Linked DNA regions of Homo sapiens: region 2 is linked to region 1. The links are chromatin loops, found by intact Hi-C in ENCODE. Cell type or tissue: heart left ventricle. All regions are shown on one strand. Each heading gives the region's core, and the rest is flanking DNA. Links, peaks and the distances in the headings are about the cores only.

Region 1 (2,816 bases), core at 289-2,788:
TTATTTTAGAGAAAAAACCTGAGAGGGGCTCCTGGCTGATTTCAGCTAGGATTGGCTTTTTTTTTTTTTTTTTTTTTTTTTTTTTAACAGACTGAGTATATATTGGTTTTAGGGTGAGGGGGCTTATTACAAGCTTGGAATGTTTCTGTGTGGGGGAGAAATTTATGGTGGAGCTGGAATGTCTCTGGATGGAGGGGAGGTTATCTTGGGGCTGATATCTTTCTGGCAGGAGGTGGGTTGTCTCGGGGCTGGCATCTTCCCGGCTGAAGGGGGGTTATCTTGGGGGAAGCATGTCTCTGCTTGGGGAGGAATTTGGAATGTTTCTGGTTGGAGATGTTATTTGTGGTTTATGGTCATGCTGACCTTAGCCATTAGGCTGATGCCCTTTGGATTTAGGTGGTTTTTGATTAAGGTGAATTTTAAAATAATACTTGTCCAAGATGGCAATAATCCTGCTCTGTCAATCTTCCCACCTTGACTTCCAAAGCACTGGGATTACAAGCATGAGCCACCATGCCTGGCCTTTTTCAGCTCTTTTATATTGATGAATCTGCTACATTGAAGATCAGTGAGAAAAAACAAAGGTACTATCAATAATGGATGGCCAAATGCAGGTCAGTTGCTTAATGCTGTCTAGTGTATGTCGGGTGATGTGGGTGGAAGCAAGATGAAGCATGACCCCTTATTCTGGGAGCGTAAGTCCTGTTGGAGGCACAACACTAACACAGAAAATAGGGAACAGTGAATCTCATGGGAAGAGTGGGCTACACCAGCCAGGAAAGACTTCCTGGAGGAAGTGAGGCTGACTGATCCTTGAAGGGTAGGGCAAACTTAGGGTGAAGTTTCTGAAGTGAGGAATCAAGACTCAGAAGCAGGCTGGACATAGTAAGGGCAAGATAGACCATTAAAGGAGGTGTACGGGGGCAGGAAAGGGTACTACTGGTCAGGGGGTCAAAACAGAGCTTTGTGGTAGGAAGTTAGAGGCCTTCAAATGCCAGATTTGGAACTGGGAATCTGATCCTAAGAGAAGGTGTATTGCATGTAGGTAGCCTGGTGATGGGTAGAGGAGTTCTGAGGAACTCTGGGCTGCTCCTACATAATGTGGTGGAGTGGCCCAGACTGACTCTGTCGACAACTGTGTCCCCTGGGGAGGTTGGTGGCTTTCTAGAGCCAGTCACCATTTCTTTATTTTAAACGTGGGATAATGACCCCAACCTCATGAAGCTGCTGTAAGGATTGTTGTGCACAAACATGGAGACTGGTGCCTGATGGATAATCAGTGCTTGATAAACATAAGGTGCCCAACAGCATGAGGCAGACCACACAGAGCAGCTGCGGGCAGGGAGAGATGACTCAGCTGGAAGAGCATACCCTTGGTAATATGTCCTGAACAGACTCTTGAGCCTTAACAAAGCAGTGCAAAATCCAGACACACAGGCAGCCCTCATCCTGGACACCCATTCCTTGGCTGTACCCAACAGACCACTGCTTTCAGGGAGCCGTGCCAGTGAGTAGCTGCCTTCCTTGGGGGAAGGAATTCCTAGAAAACACCAGAGCCTGCCTGGGCGGTATGTGGCAGTCACAGAAGCCCAGAACATTTCATTACCTAAATCTGTGTACAGTTTGAAGACATTTAAAAAATGTTTATGCTGACTTGCTGCACTTCTCTATGAAATCATTTTTTGAAATTACTCAGGAAATGAAAACATTTCCTCACTTTGATATTGAAATGCAGAAGGCGTGGGCCATCCACAGCTCCACTCTGGGCCTTCTGTGGTTCCTCAGGGCCAAACACAAAGCCTCAAACAAACACAGAAGGAACAATATCCCATTAGGGATTTTGTTGATGATGTACTTAAAAGTTATATTGTGTTTTAAAGTTCCATTATGAATGGGAACAATAGCCTCTGTGTTCGCTTTTATTGCCTCACCATACAACAATGCAATTTCCATTTGCTTTGTCTAATTTTCTCCATTCTTCGTGGTATTCCTAGTCCCCAGTCAATGCCCAGTACATAGTAGATGCTCAGTAAATGTTTGTTGAATAAGTAAGGATTCTCTAATTCAAGTCTGGCTGTGCCTCAATCCAGGAAGCTTTACAGAGAGCAGGTCCTGGGATTCCCTACCAGCCCGTTGGATCAGCCCCACCCTCTAAGTCTGTCTGCAAAGGCTGCTGTGAGAATACTTCAGCATCTGGATCCTTGATGAGACTATGAGGCTCCTGAGAGTGCATTGTGTGCCCCCTCAAACCTCCTGGCCCTACTTAGAAGTGTTTAGGAATTGGGATGCTGTCTTACTGTTCAATTCACTGAAGAATCCTCCCACAGTCATCACTTGGGAACACACTTTTGGACATGCTGGATAATTCTGCCAGGAAAAAAGTGAGCCTCTTGATAAAACTGTAAGGATGAGAGACATGCCCCTGTTTTGCTCTCAGTCCTGGGCACAGAGAACTGAACATTTCATGGGAAGAAGCTGGTGTTCACTAAATTGTACTCAGTATTGACAAACATTATCTGTTTCTCCTGGAAGGAGGCTTAGAGTGGGGTGTGTTTATTTTATTCATGGGCAATTAAGTGTTAGAGAGGCTTAGGGTCTTGCTAAGGTTGCAGAGCTGGGAGGCCCACTGATGAGGTCTTTCTTCCCAGGACTGTGCTCCCAGCCACTGCGGGGTGTGCCGGGCTGGTGCATGAGCCTTGGGAAACCATCAGGTGAAGTCACTTTGCAGAGAGCAGTAGGCTGGAAGTCAGAAGACCTCTGTCTGATCCCTGCTCTCAAACCTGATTCCTGTGGACTCGAGCAAGTTAATTACAACA
Region 2 (2,816 bases), core at 233-2,732, 320 kb before region 1:
GGTCCCCTTCACTCAGTCTACCATGATTTACTACACCTACAACAATAAACTTTCTGAAACTGTGGCCCCTGTTTTTAACTGGCAGGTGCCCATGACTTTGGGGAGCTAGAAAAGTGGGTGATGCTTTCCCAGTGAGGGGGTGGTCCCTCTGTCCTCTTTGCTACTGCCCTGGTTCAAACCGTTATTATCTCTGGCCTGATTCAGGCCCTTGTATCTCTCATCCAGGAATGGCTGCGTGATTTGCAGGGCCCATTGCAAAATGAAAATGTAGGGCCCCTTGCTCAACAGTTATTAAGAATTTCAAGACAGTGACAGGACAGCATTAAACCAAGGGGAGGCCCTTCTGAGTGTGGGGCTTTGTGTGACTGCACAAGTCATATTACGCCCATGAGCCAGCCCTGATCTCACCTGGAGTATGGCATTTGCTTCCTAAGTTGTCTCCCCTGCTCCTCCTCTCATGCCCCTTTGCAAGCTATTATCCACACTGCAGCCATGGTGACTTTCCTTGATTGCAATTGTGTATAAATTATAGGATTCATTACACCTAAGTCCTGGGTGAACATAGCAGGTGCTCTAGAACAGTTCCCACTAGACCCGGGTTTCTCAACCTCAGCACTATGGATGTGTTTGACCAGACTCTTCCTTGTCGTGGGAACTGTCCTGTGCATTTTAGGATATTTGGCAGCATCTTTGCTTTCTACCTTCCACAGGCCAGTAGCAGCCTCTACCTCTCAATCCTCCCTGCATCACAACAATAAAAAATGTCTCTAGAGTTTGCTGAATGTCCCCTAGCAGCAAAAACTTTCCTATCTGAGAAGCACTGCTCCAGGCCCAAAGGTGCTGAGCCTGGGGAAGAACCCATGTGACGGGGGAGCCAATCACCACTTTGCTCTTGGAGTCAGACCATCCGTGCTGGGTTTGGCTCTATGGGGGATGTGAGCAGGGGGCATTGTTGTACTTCCTGACATCTCTCTACTTCTTTCCTGAAACCTCAATACACCTAGGTAAAACATCAGGTCTGACCCACTAAAACATTTCTATAAATCTTTTTCAGCCTTCAGTTTATATAATTCTTTGGGTATTTCAAAGAATTTTAGAGTTTGCCCAGGGTAGACCAATCACTTGTGTTATAGACACACTTGTATTGCATGTGATAAAATTGAGTCCCAGCGAGGTGCAGTGATTTGTCCAGTGTGGTGGGCATTTCTTGCTTTTGTTGATCTAGTTCCCATTCCCCTCTTTCTTATAAGGTGGCATTGCTGTGATTTTCCTCAAGGATACACTCCTCTGAACTCTGCACTCTGGTGAGCTGGAGCTGACCTGACCTTCCTGATTTGGGGGTTATCACATGACCTCAAACTGGCCAATCAGAATTACTCCTGGGATTCCTGAGGAAACTCTTGGGAACAAGGCCTCATTTTTCTTCTGGGTTTGCTGAGCTGATGGGATGGAAGCCTAGAGTCTTGGGTCCCATTTGTACAGGGAGGTCAGATGAGAGTGACAGTAGTATGGAGGTAGACAAAGCTGAGGGGTCTGGAGCCTGGGTCCTCCAAGTCTATTTGAGCTCCTGATCTGCTCGGGCCTGCAGGCAAACATACCACTAGACTTGGCAGTTTTGTGAGCCTATAAAGTCCTTTTTGTGTTAGCCAGTCTGAGTTGGGTTCTTGACACTTATATCCAAATGAATCTTGACACATCTCGGGTTGTGAGTGTACTGAAGTGTGAGTGTGTCTAGATCTCCCCAGCTCCAAGCTCAGGGCTTATTTATAGCAAGACGCTGCTTGCAAAAGCTTGTGCAAGAGCTTTGATACAGCCAATTTTGTGTGTGATGGCCCCAGGAACCAGCCCCCACCCCTGGCAAGGGTCACAATGAGACAGTGGTCTGGTGTCTGGTGGCACATACTTACCACACCGCTCTGAGGTTTCTTTACCACTCATTAATGCATTCACAGGCAACATCTACCCAGAGACGCAGCAAGGAGTAGGCCTCATAAATCTTTTAAACTGACATGAAAGAAAAGCTTTGATTTTTCCAAAGGGTAGCTTCTCTGTTTCAAAAATATTTATCTTTTAAGCATCTTCAGGCCCAGAGTTCATCAAGTGAATTTTCCTTTTAGGCAATAAAGCGAGCTGTCAAAAATGGCCAGAATGGAGATATATTTCTCTTACATTTTGCTACCCCATGGCTCCAGCTTTTACAATAGGCTCCCTCCTTAGCAAGCCCAGACTCCTCAGCCTGGTGCTCTGGACTTTATGAAATCTTGCCTGGTCCTGGAGCAACTTCTATCCAGTGGGATAGACTGACAAGTAAATAGGAAATTATATTCTGGGGCCTAGGCCCGTGATATACGGATGCCGGGGAGCTGTGCAAGCCCAGAGGACGGGTGTTTAGTCCAGCTTGGGGGTCAAGAAAGGCTTGCTATTGGCAGAGGTGACATCTTACATTAGTCTTGGAGGATAAGCAAGGATTAGGGAGCTGGAGAAGGGGAGAGGACATTTCAGGCAAAATAAATAGTAGGGAAGCACACGCCAGTGTGAGGGCTAGTGGCACTTTGAGATGCTTGATGTGGTGGGTGCCCCATGTGTGGTCAGCTCACAGTTCATCTCATCAGAGGGGCCTTTCCTAACTGCCCATGTTAGGAGTATCTCCCACCAGCCCCAATCCTTTGGTACTCTATCATATCAGCCTATAATTTCCTTATGGCAGTTGTCAAATCTGCAATCATTTTGCTTTCTTGGACGGTTTATTTTTTAATTTTGCCTCTTGTCCTTTCAGAGAAGGCAGTTTGTCTGTTTTGTTCACTGGTGTGTCCCCA

The links. A loop is a pair of places that touch in the nucleus more often than their neighbours do. Peaks named below come from ENCODE experiments on the same cell type or tissue, not always from the same donor. Only the 100,000 strongest peaks of a DNase experiment are listed, where the experiment ranks them.
Region 2: it touches region 1 in a loop (5-fold over the local background); 1 of 110 quality-filtered maps calls a loop at or near these places.

Annotation. Positions count from the first base shown.
Region 1 is chr3:140,089,916-140,092,731 of GRCh38, forward strand. All of the region lies in intron 1 of CLSTN2 (calsyntenin 2), which reads left to right. Among named protein-coding and RNA genes, the nearest start is that of CLSTN2, 160 kb to the left of the region's middle. In heart left ventricle, for the core only: no CTCF peak of the experiment used is centred there; a DNase peak (open chromatin) is centred at 1,456.
Region 2 is chr3:139,765,747-139,768,562 of GRCh38, forward strand. No RefSeq gene overlaps it. Among named protein-coding and RNA genes, the nearest start is that of NMNAT3, 89 kb to the left of the region's middle. In heart left ventricle, for the core only: no CTCF peak of the experiment used is centred there; no DNase peak of the experiment used is centred there.